2 separate regions of the Homo sapiens genome follow, and region 2 is linked to region 1. A link is a loop called in an ENCODE intact Hi-C map of the cell type or tissue named here. Cell type or tissue: heart left ventricle. All regions are shown on one strand. Links, peaks and the distances in the headings refer to the core of each region. The heading gives the core; the rest is flanking DNA.

The links. A loop is a pair of places that touch in the nucleus more often than their neighbours do. Peaks named below come from ENCODE experiments on the same cell type or tissue, not always from the same donor. Only the 100,000 strongest peaks of a DNase experiment are listed, where the experiment ranks them.
Region 2: a loop joins it to region 1, with 9 times the contacts of the local background. A loop is called at or near these places in 79 of 110 quality-filtered maps.

Annotation. Positions count from the first base shown.
Region 1 is chr6:39,977,045-39,985,355 of GRCh38, reverse strand. It overlaps LOC102723789 (a long non-coding RNA gene), which reads right to left. Exons shown (of 6, transcript XR_001744112.1): 6 at 5,015-5,264. Among named protein-coding and RNA genes, the nearest start is that of MOCS1, 47 kb to the right of the region's middle. In heart left ventricle, for the core only: CTCF peaks have their summits at 3,906 and 4,109 (motif pointing left); no DNase peak of the experiment used is centred there; H3K27ac peaks cover 900 bases.
Region 2 is chr6:40,305,185-40,313,495 of GRCh38, reverse strand. No RefSeq gene overlaps it. Among named protein-coding and RNA genes, the nearest start is that of LINC00951, 47 kb to the left of the region's middle. RefSeq lists enhancers at 4,338-4,904, 4,905-5,472. In heart left ventricle, for the core only: a CTCF peak has its summit at 4,612 (motif pointing right); a DNase peak (open chromatin) is centred at 4,702; H3K27me3 peaks cover 2,984 bases.

The sequences.
Region 1 (8,311 bases), core at 195-8,194:
ATATGTCTGGAAACTGAGAAAAAGAGCTAAAAATATATTTCACAGAATCACAGTTGGCTTCTATAGTTATTCAAGTTGGGCTTCTGAAAGGCTTAAGAGAAGCAAATGGTAAAGGTCAATGAGGTTACTGGACTTCTGCTATGTTAAAAAATATTTTATATCAGGATAGGCTAGATTGTACTGTAGTAACACAACCCCCAAATTTTGGTGGCTCAAAGGTTTATTTCTTTCTCATGCTTCATGTCCATAAGGGGTTGGCCTGAGTGTTCTGCTCATTACCACTCAGGCTGGTGAAGCATCCACCTGAACTTGCCAGGTCATAATGCCCATAAAGAACACTCTGGAGAGCCTCCCACCAAAAACTAAATCCTCTATCCCAAATAGACATTTTTTCCGGTCATTTCTGCTCATCATTTTGGACTTCATGAGTTATATGAGCCAAACCAACCAGGAACCAGGAAATAGGTGTTTTTTTTTAATATGTGCCTGGAGTGAAGAAGGTGAATATTGGTGAACAGCATTATTAAAGACCACAACTGGCATCCTATAAAAGTGAAGCCCAGATCCAGACTTTCTCTTCTTTTGCTTTGTCTACTTCAATTCGCCCAGAGAGCCCTGCATCTGTGTTAGTGTCTGTAGCTGGCAACAGCAATGTGAGGCTAGAGACAGCAATATATGCTGTGTTCTGGAAACATTATGCTTGTTTAGGAAATGCTATGGTTGTACCTAGATGGTATAGGTCTAGAACTGGTGCTATGACATCCATAGGTTCTATCTACCATTTATTTGGAAGACTACCCTTAGGAAAAGTGGAACAGATGAGACTCAAGGTTGGAATTTAACAGTGAAAGTGCTAAAATAATTCCATCCCCTCCAGTGGAAGACATCCCAGGATGCTGCCATTGGAGAAGGGCCCCCTCTTCCAAGGCTTCCTGGTGCCAGGTACATAGGGAGTATTAAGTCAAGCTCATGGCAGGAAAGAGAATGCAACTCATATGGTTCAAAGGAAGAGGACTTAATGGAAGGATTTTCAGAGGTGTGGGCAGGATTAAGAGAATCAACCAGGTTGTTGAGGCACCCAAGGCTAGCATCTGTAGGAACCTGGTAATCCCTTGAATCATAAGAGGAAATAGGGTTATCTTAGCTCATCAGAGCTAGAACTGAGGAATAGGGGCTGCTGAACAGATCTATGCTTATTCAAGTTCAGAGCCACTGCCAGAAATGTGGCCCAAAGCAGGAAGGAAGCTGGAAGAAATAGTTCATCTTCTTTTCCCACCTGTCAATCTCCTATCAGTGTCTCTTACTGGCTGAACCTGTTGAGAGAAAAGCCAGCTAGGAAGGGGGTTCCAGGATGCACTTCGCAGGCACCAGCTTCCTGGGCAGAGAGGTGCAGGAAATGATCTGAGAAAGATGAGGAGTGGGGCTAGGGCTAGGGGAGTAAGCAGACTCAACACAGTGAGACTGTCCCTAGCTTAGGTTGAGCAAAATAAGAAAATTACAGTGACTTTTGGCCTTTAATTTATCTAGGATTTTAATTTCCCCAAGGGAAGGGAGATTTTATTTTCTCCATGGCAACAAATAAAGGGTTCATTACTGGAGCTTAAATATCTGAGAGAATTTAATAAAGGGAGAAGATTCATATGGTTTGTTTGGGACATTTTTCACACTGAGTATTCTATGTGTGCTACTTTAGGTACCCACTGTTCTAGTGAACCAGGTTTATCCATGGCAGGCAACAATTTGAGTTAAGAAATAAAATTGAGGGGTCAATATCTGACTATGAGCTTGGGCCAAATGTGTTGGTTTATCCATTTCAGAAGCTTCTAGACTAGAGCCAACAGAAGAACTGCCCATTTCTCTGGGCTCAGGAATTTATAAAAGTCAGTGGTACTAGGAAGCAGCCTTAAGTGTTTACCTTGAAGGGAGGAACTTGCCCAAGTGAAGGAGCAGGTCTCATTCCTGGTTGACTATAGCCTTGAGTGAGGACAATAAACCTGAGCTCACAGTTCTGATAAAACACAAAGCAAGTAAATGTTGATGAGGAAACACTTCCACCACTCCCACCAACCAACCCTCTCCATCTTAATTTCTACTCAACACACAAGGAAGACCTGTTGCATCTAAAGATATTGCTGAGATGTTGGTTGGGTCTCATTTACTAGTTGATGAAGGACTAGGCCTATAAGAGGGTCCTGATTCAGCGCACTCATTCTGTCAACTGGAATGAGAGCTCTAGGAAGTTTTTCATGATCTTTATTATTTGAGTGTCTTCATCAAATTCCTTCCTGCTTGCAGTTTGAAGCTCAGCTCTCTTTAGCTAAGTATCTTGGTTTCTAATCCATGGCCTTTGAGTGTGGAGGGTAGGTAGCAATCTGTGCCAAAACCTCAAACCCCAGCCTTGTGTTTAATTCAGAGCTCTGTATTGAAGGTTACATGTCACTGACTGCTGTGGTTTGAATATATCCCTCAAAGTTCATGTGTTGGAAACTTAATCACCAATGCAACAGTGTTGGGAGGTGGGGTATAAACAGAGGTGACTAGGTCCTCAGGGCTTTTCCCTCATGAATAAACTAATTCCATTATCAGAGTGAGTTTCTGATAAAATGATGAGTTCTGCCCTCTTCTCTTCCTCTCTTTCCATGTGATGCCTTCTGGCATGGTATGTAACAAGGAGACCCTCATCAAATGCAAACCCTCAATCTTGGACTTCCCAGCCTCTAGAACTATAAGAAATGAGTTTCTTTTCCTAGTTACCTAATCCATAGTATTCTTTTATGGCAATACAAAATGGACTAAGACACTGATCTGTCAAGTAATAAAGAGACACTTTGAGTTCTGACTTCATTTTTTATAAATGTCTCTTTGGGGAGCAGAAGACTAGACATCCACTATTCTTTACCCAGTGAAAAGAAAAACTTTTTCTTTTGGTAAGAGCACTTTCCTTTTGAAAAACTCTATTCTGACTTTAATCATGCAGTTTGAGTGAGATTGTCAATCACACTCTATAGGGTGGGCAAGTGGCCCAAGATAAGCCAATCAGAGCAACAGTAATGATTGGCCCTGCTTTGAGCATATGCTCATCTTTTGCCAGTGTCAGTCCTTGTTAAACTGAATTCTGGTTGTAAAGAGCCTTTACCTTTCCTGTAGTGAAGTTGGTAAGAGATGAGCATAAAGCAGCCAGGACCCCATCTCCCACCAGAGAGAGTCAGTCTTTCACAAGAAAGAAAGAATTTGACATTCAAAGCAATAGAAAAATCGGTGAGAATGTTCCAGAAAATATAACTGTCACTCATCCAGTCTTTCCCAGCTGTACCCATGCCCTCCCTGAGGCCAAAAACATTTCCTTTTTGTCTAGGGTAGACTTAATTGGATTTCTGTCACAAGCAACAGAGTCCTGACTGATTTAGTAGAGAAGATGTGTGGTGGTTCTGGGTCCCTGGCCATCATACAACCTCTGACCTAAATCCTTCACAGTACAGATTAGGTAAAGGAATGCCACAAAGTCAACGGTGATCAAATCTCCATAAATAGGTCAGGTGATGCTTCCCAAAGAAGCAATACCTATTAAAGGCATAGGTTTTCAGAACCCAAAAAGCATCATGGGAGAATTTAAGGAGCTTCAAGTAACAGACTAGTAAAAGTAAGGAAATTCTGCAGCAGGAAAATGTCTCACAAGCCATGTTACGGCATTTCAACTTTATCTCACAGGCGATGGGGAGCCACAGGGTTTACCGTCTAAGACCCTTAACCTCTCTATTCCATCAAAACAACTAATAGGTCTTAGACTGGCACTTCTTGTTTTCAGTGGTAGAAGTAGAGATTAGAAGTTAAAAATAACTGGAAGCAGAATCTGAGCTCATTGCCTTGTCCTTAGAAGTCTGAGGCAAGGGAGGATGGGACAGTGCTATTCCTTGGTGATCTTGAACCAAGTTACTGCCTCCCTGACCACCAACCCTACCCCTTACTCCCCACCCCCATCTTCTTATCTGTGACAGTGGCATTTCCCATTCAGCCCTTAAAAAAAAAAAAAAAAAAAAAAAAAAATTGGTTCATTGAGAAACCTTTGCTGACTCATGTACTAACCAACACTTCCACCTAGTGGGAACCTTTGGAAATCATCTCACAGGATCAACACCCCTCTTCCCCGCCACCCACTGCACAGCTTCTATAAAAGACAGAAATGTCCCATTCTCTGCTTGGTCTCTCAGTGACTGTCTCTTTGACCCCAGTCTTCCACTGCCATGCACATGAACATAGTTCCCTACATGGGAATAAGGCTTTGTAACCTGCAAGCAGTGCTCACATATCAGCCTCTGTGGCCTTCATCTAAAACAGTACATCCGTGCTTCCTGGCTCTGTTCGTCATCTTGGTATAAACATAGGATGGCAATAGTGTCCAAACATGGCATTCCTCTGGATCTTTCACTGTCTATTTTGAGTGGCCTTCAGCCCCCTCATATTCCTCCCTAGTGATTTTAGAAATTGTCAGTGCCAGTTGACAACTCCAGTCATCTGGGTGACTGTAATGTATGCCATGTTTATTTTTTTATCAACTATATGTTCACTCACTGGAATGATGTGTTCTTTTGGCATTCATCTCTAAATATTACAGCTCCTTGCTTAATGAGATACCAAAGCCCATGTAAGATACTGGGGACATTGTTATCTATGCTGAAAAGGCCACCATCACCAGATGTCCTCTAGTGTCTGAGCTACTAGTGTCATTGTCAAGGGTATTGGCTATTACCATTACCAGGACATCATCCCCACCCCCTGCCCCTACCGTCTCCCCTCACTATCAGCAGTTGTCATCAACTGGCTCTCTTACATATTCAATGTTCTATGAAGACAAAAGTTTTCTGCTCTACAGTCCAAAGGCTGATGAAATATTTCTATTGGAGAAAATCATCCCTACTTCTAATTCTACTTATTTCTATACCCCAACTTCTATCCACTTTTTTCAAACCTAGGGTCAGAAGAACAATATTTCTATTGCAACTTTGGATGAAGTTCCACCAAAGTGAGTTGTGCTTCTTCTCTTTTCCAGTGCTTAATTCTGAGACATGGCCAGGTTTGAGGCTGGGTAGGAGAAAAACAACTAGAGAGCCAAGTCTCACTGCTTTGTTCCTCACTTTGAGAAAAGGGCAGATGATTCAGGATCCTCTGATCTGGACTCCAGGCATCATTCTTGATGGATTTCTAGACCCAGGAATTGCCTTGGACATCATCCACTTGCTGTATGCTATGTTCAGCCTGGAACAGAACTGAGGGAGGAGGATGGGAGGGGAAGGAAGAGTGGGCAGAAGGGAGAAAGAGATAGAAACAAAAAGAATACAGTGAAAACTCCATGAAAAAGTAGAAAGTGTCCATATTTTTCAGGTCACTTGGTGGACATGACTTCCTGTCTTTCGTGTAATATGGAATCAAAATTATTGAAATAGACTGATTTGGTCTCCTTTTAATTGTCAGGAGTGAAAGAGTAAAGGGATGTGTTTGTTTTGCTTTGGGTCTATTTTTGGTCATGAATTTTGCAAGATTGCCAAAGATTATGTTTATTCTCTTGTTGGCTGAAGATTTCACCCTGTTTTTCTGAGAGGCTGGGCTTGTCTTTTCCACCCATCTCCTGGGAAAGAACGTAAAAAAAGAGGGAGTTGAATGGCTTCTGCAGAGGCAAGACTTGAGCTGGCCTGAGAGGAGGCAATGGCTCGGGTCCACAGAGAAGAAGGCCTGGATTTCAGTTCTCTACTTGCATCATGGTGCCTGTGTTAAACATTGCTAAGTTGCAGACTTCATGCACCCAGCACAGGCCCTAGCACAGAGTAGGCATGCAATAAGAGCTTGCTGAGTAGAACTGAACAGAGAATGTCAAGGTTATGGGGAGATACCTAGAGGGTTAATCTGGATCTTCTATGCAAAACTCTAGGAACAATGAAGGAGGAAGCTATTTAGTAGTTGAAAAGAAATAGCAGAAACTGGAAAGTGCAAATTCAAAAATAAGTCCTGCAGAGACATTTAGAATAAGTCTAAAATCTTAGTATCAGAAATTGAGAATTTGAGGAAATCTAGTTGAACCTGCTATTATAACCAATAAAGTGGCCGCATCTTGATCCTGCCACCAGTTTTTGGGCAACATCAGGCAAGGTTTTCTATCTCCCTCAGGTGGCCTGATTTGCATTGCCCAGGATCCTGTAAGAGGAAGGGAGGTGTCCCCTGTGGCAATGAATGGAGGGGAAGCATTGACTGTGACAGGAACAGGGCATAAGAATAACATGTTCTCATTGCAGCATTTGGGAAATACAAGGAACCAGAATAAAACTGTGTCCCCAGAGTCTGGTGGAAATAGGGTTTCTTCATTTACCAATGGACTAATACTTTTTTGAGACAAGGTCTTACTCTGTTGCCCAGGCTGGAGTGCAATGGCATGATTGCAGCTCACTGAAGCCTGACCTCCATGGCTTAAGTGATCCTCCACCTCAGCTTCCCTAGTAGCTGGGACCATAGGCATGCACCACCATGCCTAATTTTTTCGTTTGCAGAGACGGGGTCTTGCAATGTTGCCCAGGCAGCTCTCAAATTCCTGGGCTCAAGCAATCTACCTGCCTCAGCCTCCCAAAGTACTGGGATTATGAGCATGAGCCACAGCACCCAGCTTACCAATGAATTATTGAGTGGTATGTGCCAAACTCAATACTGACCACAGAAGATAGATAGATGAGGAAAATGTAGTCACCATTCTGAGAAAATTCATAATCACTCAATTGACTCATACTTCTTTTCTCTAGAATATCCAACTCCAGCCTCCCTTTTACTACAAGTTCCTGTCTCCCATTCCTTCTGCTACACCCACTCATTGATTCCTTGACCCACCCCTACCACCACCCATCTCCCAGCTCCCAGCTTACTCAGCCTCCTTACCTCCCTACCTTCATATTTTCCTATGAATCCATGGCCAGCTATATTCTTAACAACTTCCTCATATCCCCGATGCCCTTGATCTTTCCACCTTGTCAAGTCCCAGTTTAAATGCAACCCATGCTTTTCATCCATTCCTTAAATATTCTTTAAATACCTGCCATGGGCCCCAGCCACTCTTCTAGATGCTAAGGATACATTAGTGAGGAATAAAATTCCTTCTGGGGCCTGTGTAGAAAATTTTCATATAAACAATAAATATATAGTAAAAAAATGCAATAAAATGTCATAAAAGCTATGAAAACAAAGCAGAGTAATAAGAGGGGTCAGGGAAGAACTCTTTGACCTGAATGAAGTAAAAGAGTGAGCCAGGAGAATATCTTGAATAAGAAAACTCCAAGGGCCAGGCGGCCTGTAATCCCAGCACTCTGGGAAGCCGAGTCGGGCAGATCACGAGGTCAGGAGATCGAGACCATCCTGGCTAACACAGGGAAACCCCATCCCTACTAAAAATACAAAAAAATAGCCGGGCGTGGTGGTGGGTGCCTGTAGTCCCAGCTACTCGGGAGGCTGAGGCAGGAGAATGGCATGAACCCAGGAGGCGGAGCTTGCAGTGAGCTGAGCTCACGCCACTGCACTCCAGCCTGGGTGACAGAGAGAGACTCCATCTCAAAACAACTCCAGGAGGAGAAGCCCTGAGGTAGGAAGACAGTGTGGCTGTGTGAACTAACCGAGAGGAGGAGTGGTAGGAAGTGGAAAGCTGGGAATGGGTGCACATAGGGCCTCATGAGCTGTATTTGAATTCTAAGTGTAATGGGAAGCCATTGGAGAGGGAATATTTCAGCAGGAGTGATGTGATCACTAGAGAAAAGAGCCTCCAATGCAGGTGCTGTTGCAGAAATCCTGGGGAGAAGTGGGGGTTCATGCGAGGAGGGTGGCAGTGATGAGAAGGGCTCAGGTGCAGGACACGGACTGTAGGTAGAACCCACAGAATCTGTGAAAGAACCGGGCATGAGTTACAGGGAATCATGAGACAAATCCAGAGTGACTCCAAAGTGAAGAGTGTTGCCATCTTAAGAGATGGGGGATTAAAGGAGTAGGTTGGCAGAGTGACAAGGAAATTAGAAGTTGTTTCCTAGACACATTTGAGATGTCTCTTAGACAGTCAAGTAAGCTATTAAGTAGGCAGTTTAACATACAATATAAACATGGGGTGGCCAGGTGCAGTGGCTCACGCCTGTAATCCCAGCAGTTTGAGAGGCTAACACGGGTGGATCACCTGAGGTCAGGAGTTCAAGGCCAGCCTGGCCAACATGGTGAAACCCCGTCTCTACTAAAAATACAAAAAATTAGCTGGGCATGATGGCGGGCGCCTATAATCCCAGCTACTCAGGAGGCT
Region 2 (8,311 bases), core at 132-8,131, 330 kb before region 1:
TGAAGAACTCAGGATGGGGTGGGATGGGGAGGACGGGTGTTAGTCCTTGAGTCTAAAGAAGCAGAACCAGGAGCTCCAATGTCCATGAGCAGAAGATGGATGTCTCAGCTCATGAAGCAGGGGTAGCCTGGGGGGAGTTTGCCTTTCCTCCACCTTTTTGTTCTATTTTGGGCCTTCAATGGATTAAATGATGCCCCTGCAAAATGGTGAGGGCAGATCTTCTTTACTCCGTCTATAGATTCAAGGGCTAATCTATTCTGGAAACACCCTCACAGACACAGAAAGAAAGAATGTTTACCCGCTATCTGGGCAGCCCTTAACCCAGTCAAGTTGATGCATAAATTTAACCATCACACCGAAAGTAGTATGAAAGTAGTATGTTTTATATGTTTTAAAATTAAAAGGGGACTCAAAGTGTGTCAGATCTATGAAAAACAATAAAAATGGACTGGATAATTTGCAAAAGAACTAACTATAAGTTTTATAACAAAAAATAATTGATGTAATACACTCAATGAAAAGGAGAAATAATAGCTTTCTTGGTGAAGCAAAAATATGTGAGCTGGAAGATAGCTTGGAATTGGCCCCACTGCCTAGGAAACTGGTCCCTGGAATTCAGAGTCAGTCTGGAGGCTGAGTGTTGCTGGGAGGATGGCTGGCAGCTGGGCCCAGGCCAGCAGCGCCTTGTGACATGCAGGGAGATGGGCAGATGGAAAAGCACCAGCCATTCTTCTTTCTGTATCAGCGAGGGGCAGGTATTGTGGGGACAGAGAAGTTGGGAGAGGTCTGGCCTGGCAGATAGAGCCCAGCAATAAAATAAGGGTATGTCAGAGAAGATGACCCAGAATCACACCAGCAGACACAGCTGGTGTTCTGCTTATCTACTGCTATGTGAGAAGCCACCCCAAATCATAGGGGCTTAAAACAACAATAATCATTTATTTTGTTCAGGAATCTGCAGTTTGGGCAGGAGTTGGTGGGGACAGCTTGCCTCTGCTTTACATAGCATTAGCTGAGTGACTCAACTTGGGGCTGGAAGATCACGTTCAAAGTGACTCACTTGACTGCCAAGTCATTGCTGGCTGTCAGCTTGGAACTTGATGGGCCCTCAGTTTATCTCCACATGGGTCTCTCCAAAGGCTAACTGGGCTTCCTCACAACATAGCGGCCAAGTTCCCAAAGAGAAAGGCAGGAGTGCATGACACTTGTATTAGCGTCAGAAGCTACATTTTGTCACTCTGGCTACATTTTCTGGGAAAGGCAGTCACAAAGATCTGTCCAGATTCAGAGAGGGAGTGTGAACGTTCTAAAGATCTTGCTGTACCATCTTTGGAAAACACAATTTGCTAAAGGTGATGCCAATCCAGGATCAAGTGATGGTTGGAGACCTAGATAAGTAGTCAATCAAGCTGTCATCCCTGAGCTGGGAATCAGTGGCAGAATTACAGTCCCTACTCAGGGGAGCTGACGAAGAGCAAGGCCAAGGCTGAAAGTCGGGTTTTTAGCAGATGGTATAACACAGTGGTCAAGACCAGAGACTCAGGGCCAGAGAGCCTGTGTTTGAATCCTGGCTTCACCAATTAATAGTTTATAATCTTGGGCAAGAAACTTAAAACTCTCTTTGCCTCAGTTACCCCATCTATTAAATGCGATAACAACCATACCTATCCTATAGAGTTATTGTAAGAATTTGGCAAGTTACTATAGGTAAAGAGCTCAGAACAATGCCTGGCTTGTGGCAAGGGCTGTGGGAGGGTAAACTAATATTGTTAATAGGCTCCTAATCCTTTCCTATGAAATAACCTAATAAGGGACCAAGTTGCCAAATGGTGTATCAGAGCTCAGAAGCGAGACAACCTTCCAGTCGTGGGAACTGGTACACACAGTCTAACCCCTCCAAAGCCTGCCTACCTCCCATCATCATGGATCCTGGCACCAACATTAGGGCAGGCGGAGCCCCTCCCTGGGGTGGGAGGGGGTCTGAAGAGAGAAAGGAGGTAGGGCCTGACCAGGAATCCTTGTTGAAATGAGGGCGGTGTCCTTGGAGCAGAGTGATTTGCCACACAGCTCTGGCCTGGAGGTCCTGCCAGGCTTAGAGGCAATACCAAGTCCAAACACTATAAAATTATCTGCGATGTTGTTTGAGCAGTAAAAGTGGTGAAGAGACCTGAGGCTACTTAGATACAGAACAACTGTTTTCTCCTTAATGAGCCACCATACACAGCGTTTAATTAAAACTGCAGGAGCATCCTGAGAACTTGGACCGAGGAGCGTGGAAGTTATGGTGGCAGTCATCGTGTGTCAGGGCTGGGGTGACTCCCTGAGACTGGACACAGTCACATCCTCCTCCCTGAACTCCTTTCATGTAGATCCCATGTCTACTACCATGTCTCCTGGTTCCCGGTGAACTGTCTTAATCCTTTTCCCTCTCGCCATCATTCAAGAGCACCCGGTGAATAGTCACACTCCACTAGCTTCAAATATTTACGGGCAACATAGAAAAATTACTTTAGTTTCCTGAGCCTCAGCTTCCCCATCTGGAAAGTGAGGATAAGGATTCCTTCTTCATGGAGCTGTTGCGGAGATCAAATAAGATACACGCAGGAGTGGCCTGACTTTCACCCACTTACACCCCTGGCATTCCTGACCAGAAGGATTGAAACCAATCTTGATGCACTGATCTTGATTCCTGACCAGAAGGATTGAAATCGATCTTGATCCGCTGATCTTGACTCCTGACCAGGAGGATTGAAACAAATCTTGATCCACTGATCTTGACTCCTGACCAGGAGGATTGAAACCAATCTGGATCCACTGATCTTGATTCCTGACCAGAAGGATTGAAACCAATCTTGATGCACTGATCTTGATTCCTGACCAGAAGGATTGAAATCGATCTTGATCCGCTGATCTTGACTCCTGACCAGGAGAATTGAAACAAATCTTGATCCACTGATCTTGATTCCTGACCAGGAGGATTGAAACCGATCTTGATCCACTGATCTTAATTCCTGACCAGGAGGATTGAAACCGATTTTGCATTTGTTATCCAAGCCATGTCCTGTGAGATGCTCCTTGGATAAGTGGTTCCAAATTCAGATAGGTTTGGGAAATGTTGTGCCCTGCATATACCCCTCCCCACTGGGGGCTGCCATGCACATGGTCATTTTAAAGAGTCTAAGAAGTCCTGATAGAAAAAATTCTGCTTTGCTGAACCCAGTGTTTTCTGAAATTTCTCACCATGGAAACTTTATTTTATGTGTATTTTTCTTTATTTGTTTCACCCATTAGCATCATTGGGACCATCTCTGGAAAACACAGGGGTGGCATAAATCACATGTGCAAAGTTGTGCCATCTCTCTGAACTCATTTCTCATCTAAAAATGAGGATAATCAATGCCCACCTTGCAGGGTGCCATGAAGATCAGAGGTAGTGAACACAAAACACCCAGCCCAGGGCCTGGCAATCAGTGGGAGGGCAACATGCATGGACACTGGGATGAGGCAGGGAGGACGCAGATGCAAGGAATGACACCATGGGATGCAGATGCTAAAGGCGAGGACCAAGGGCAGGGTCTTGACCACCAAGGGCAAGACCACCACAGGCCGGTGGGGGCCAAACCAGCAGATTTGAGACCTGGAGTCTGATATAGTTTGGATGTGTGTCCCCTCCAAATCTCATGTTGAAAAGTGATGGGACCTAGTGGGAGGTGTTTGGGTCATAGGGGAGGATCCATTATGAATGGCTTGGTGTCATCCTTGCAGTAATGAATGAGTTCCCACTTTATTAGTTCACTCCAAGAGCTGGTTGTCAAAAGGAGGCTGGCACCTCCTCCCCTCTGTCTTGCTCCCTCTCTCTCCATGTGACACACCTGCTCCTCCTTTGCCTTCTGCCATGAGTAAAAGCTTCCTGAGACCTCACCAGAAGCTGAGCAGATGCCTGTGCCATTCTTGTACAGCCTGCAGAACCATGAGCTAAATAAATCTCCTTTATTTATAAATTACCAAGCTTCAGGTGTTCCTTTAGTAATGCAAAACAGACTAACACAGGGTCCTTACATCTCCCAGACGAGCATGGGGATTGTTCCCAGTATTACAGGCAAACTCAGTCTGCGGGAGAGGGATCTGTGGCCTTGCCAGGAGCTGGGAGGACTGCTGGGCACAGGGAGAGATTGAGGAGTCATTTACCAACCCCTTCACTTCACAAATATTTATTGAACACTTGCTAACTGTGAGGTAATCCTAGCTACACAGGATACATCAGTGAAAAAAAACACAGCTCCTGCTTTCCTGGAGCTTACACGAACAACAAATAAGCAAACTAATAATATTTTAGATGATAAGTGCTACAAAAAATAAGGCAGGGTTAAGGAGAGTGGTGGTGCTATTTTACACAGGGTGGTCAGGGAAAAGCCCTTTTGAGGAGGTGATGTGAGCAGAAAGTGGCAAGAGGTAAGTGATTACACTCATGACCCATCATCATTATCATCACATCATCACCATTATCATCACATCATCACCATCACCATCATCATCAAACCTCCTCCATCATCCCTTGGAGTAAGTGCCTCTCAGGACAGGCTTTCCCAGGGTGTAGTTCCAACAATGACCACGAGGTGGAGGAGTGACTCTAACCCCGTCCAGGGGCTGGGCGTTGGTTGACTATCTCAAGCCCCCAGCCCTAGATCCTGTCAAGGTTGAGAGTCGTCTCAGGCCATCTGCAGCCATAGGAATCCCATGTAGTTGGGTTGCCAGCTTGACTGTGTGCGGGGGCTTTGGCTCTTTGCCACCAGTGAGGTGCGAGGAAGGGGAGGGAGAGCCACAAGGAACATCTGGAGAAGCCGAGCCAGGGAAGGGCACACAGCCCCCTGCACAGGGTCCAGGGGTCCTGGGGCTGCGGTGGGCGTGGCCACCAAGAGAGCGGCTCCAGGCCAGGCTTGTTCTGTCGGTGACTGAAGGGTCTTTAAGGCATTCTTCTGCCTTCAGCTACGGGAAGCAGGTGAGGAAGCAGAATTGGAGAAGGAGTGAGGGGGTTGAATAGCCAGGCTGGAGTGAGGAACAGCCTATCTTCGTGTGTTTTACGCCTTGCTGGCACTCCTATAAATTTGTCTTAATGTTGGGAGAGGGCAGCTGTGAGCCTGCTGCCTGCCCCCTCTGGAGAGAAGGGGACCCTCTCGGGCTGCCGCCCCTGTTATCCCCTGGAAGCTGGCTACAGGACCAGCGTCCAGGAGATAACAGCCCAGACCCCCTGTTTGGGGTCTTTTCTGAAAAGGGCCAAGCCTGGCTTGCTCTGCTTCGCAGCCTCATCTTGAAGATTGATTATCTTCCCTGGCTCCTTCCAGCAAGGCGGAATGGTGGGGTTTCTAATTTCGCTGGCGTTTTGCTCCTTGATATCATGTGAACAGATGCTGTAAGGTTTTCTCTGAAGACTCTTAGGTAGGGAGGGAGGGAGAGCCTCCTGGTGAGGTTCTTTGACTCTGTCCGGGAGGAGGAAATCCATTTCTCATTGCTCTGTGATTTCACACTAATCTGCGAATGCATGCACTGATGACTTAGGGTGTGGTTCTACCCCTGCCCCGACTTTCCTCTTCTGCAAATGGGGTGAATAATGCTTACCTTGTGGAGTCATCTGCATGACTCAGTAGCTTAGCACTTGTAACACAGCACCTGGGACCAAATCAGGGCTCTATAAATCGTAACTACTTTCATGTGTAGGAAGTGCAGGTCCTTCTTCATACGTCTATAATATTGTGTATTCCACAGAACAATCCCATTTGGTGCCTTTCTTTTTTCTTATTTTATTAATTTTTTTCACGTAAAATATCTGAAAACAATCTTCATCACAACAGAGCCAAGCACTGTATCAATACTGGAAGGAAAATAGGAATGTCTCACCCCCTCATAAACACACAGACACACACACACACACACACCCTAGAGTTAACTACTGGTATAAGTTTGGTATTTATCTTTCCAGACTTTTGTTTCACCAATACAGTTCTTGGGGCTGTAAAGCTTAGTTCCATGTCAGTGAGCATTAGGTGGAGATAACCCTCTGAAGAAGCTTATTGGGGAGTGTGTAGACACAACTCTTTCTCTTGGCACCACTTAGTTCCATATCAACCTCAATGTGTGAATTGCAAATGAGCTTTACTTTAAAAGGCCCTCAAAGTGGCTTGGCAACACTTTATAAAACATTGGTATTAATTCCTAGAAGGTCAAAGAGGCGTACGTGTGTGATTCTCTAACTCACTTTTCTACTGAATGACTGTGGCCTCCATTCCCAGTTCGGATTAGGGGATGTGGCTGCAGAGCCACTGAACATGATTTGCTTCCTGCCAAACAGAGAGGATGTGCTGGCTGCATGCAGGTGGAGTCAACCCCGAGTGCTGGGTTTTGAGCTCTGTGTGAGCAGGGAAGAAAGTGCCCTGTAAACTCTAGGGACTAGAGTCCTGGCCACAGAATCACAGAAGTGGGCCCTCCATCCCCTCTCCACTTGCCACCTTCACTTTCCTCAAGCCTCCCAGGGGCTGGAAGCACAGCACATGCTGAGCATGCCCTGTTGAGCGTCTGTAGGGCGTTCTTCACCAGGCTGCATGACTCATGTACACTCTCTCACACGTCTCTCATGTGCATCTCATGCCAGCTTGAGGAGGTGGGTACCATGATTAATATTCGCCTTTCATGGATGGAGAAACCGAGCTTGGAGAAGCAATGTGTTTACCCAGGAACTTACAGCTAAAATGCAGCAGTACTGGGACAGGAGCCTGCTTGGTTGAAATCCCAGTTTCAACAGTGGGACTTGTTCTTGTCCTCTGTTTTCTTTTACTTCTTCAGTTGATCCTTTTATTTTTTCATCCATAAGTAATATGTCAGTATATACTGATTATATGTAAAATAAAAATGCCACTCCTCTTCAACTCCCATTGGTCCAACCCTCTCTGCTTAAGTGACCACCATTATTTGTTGAGTGTATCCTTCCAGATCTTTTCTGTACACATAGAAATACACACAGAGTTGCTATTTTAAAAATATAAAAGGAATCACACTATACAAATACTTCTGCGACTTTTTTCTTAACAATGTGTTTCTTTCCAGATTCATATATCTGGACCTATTTCCTTTTTTAAATGGCTGCACAGTGTTCCATAGTATGCCCATACCATGATTTCACTAGAACCTTATTGATGTTTGATTTACTCAATGTAAACTAAAATAATAGTACCTGCCACATAGGATTATTGTTAAACAAGATGATGCATGGAAATTGCTTAGAATTAAGCCTGACATATAGTAAGTGCACATGCACACACATACATGCACACACATCATATACCTATTGGCTTTCATAATCTTTATCAACATCATCATCAATATTATTGATAGATGTTAATATTGTTCCCAGTTTTTTCCATTCTAAACAATGCTAGTGTGAAGATTTTTCTGCTGATATTTTGTATGTATGTGTGTTTGTCTATGAAATAGATTCCTGGAATGCTGGGGGACAGGAGGTTGAAGGGTGGGAGGAGAGAAGAGAGAGGTCAAGGTGTTCTTTTCCTGCTCCAGCCCCATGCCTCTGGTATTGGCATTGTTCTAAAACTACAGCTCCCATGGGGTGGCCCCTCTTTCAACTTCTACCTCTTTAGCCCCTTCTGCCTCTTTAGCCATAGGAGAGGTAACAGCTTCCTGCTGCTGCCAGCCTTGGGCACTTCATCATCCCTTGCCTATTCCTTTAACTCTGTGCATTTCTTTACAAGCTGATGCTTTATTTAATTGCCATCATTTGAACCATCAGGGTGTAAATTCTGTGTTCTGCCTGGGTCTTGGCTGAAACATTAGCCTTTTTATTTTTCTATAAATTGCCTGTTCATATTCTTCACTTATTTTCTATAGACTTGCCTTTATAATTATTTATAAAAACCCTACATTACAAATGTCAATATTTTGTTAAATATAGTATAAATGTTTTATCTGAGTCTTTATCTGCATGCAGCTTTATCTGCGTGCAGCTTCTCTTCTCTCAGCTTGACTTCAGCGTCTTTTCACTGTCCTTTGCTGGAGCCTCCACCTTGGCCCTTCCTCCAATGCTGGGTGCAGTTCCGAGACCCTCTATTCTTCCCTACCTGTACCTTCCTTTGATTCAATGATTTTAACAACCCCCTACCTGCTGCTGCTCCCCAAATTTATATCTCTAGCCCTGGCTTCTTCAGTGGTCTCCAGATTCCAATATAGAACCATCCACTTGCCATCATTGCTTGGATGTCCAATGACATCTCAGACTTAGCATGTCCCAAAGCAGAAATCTTGATTT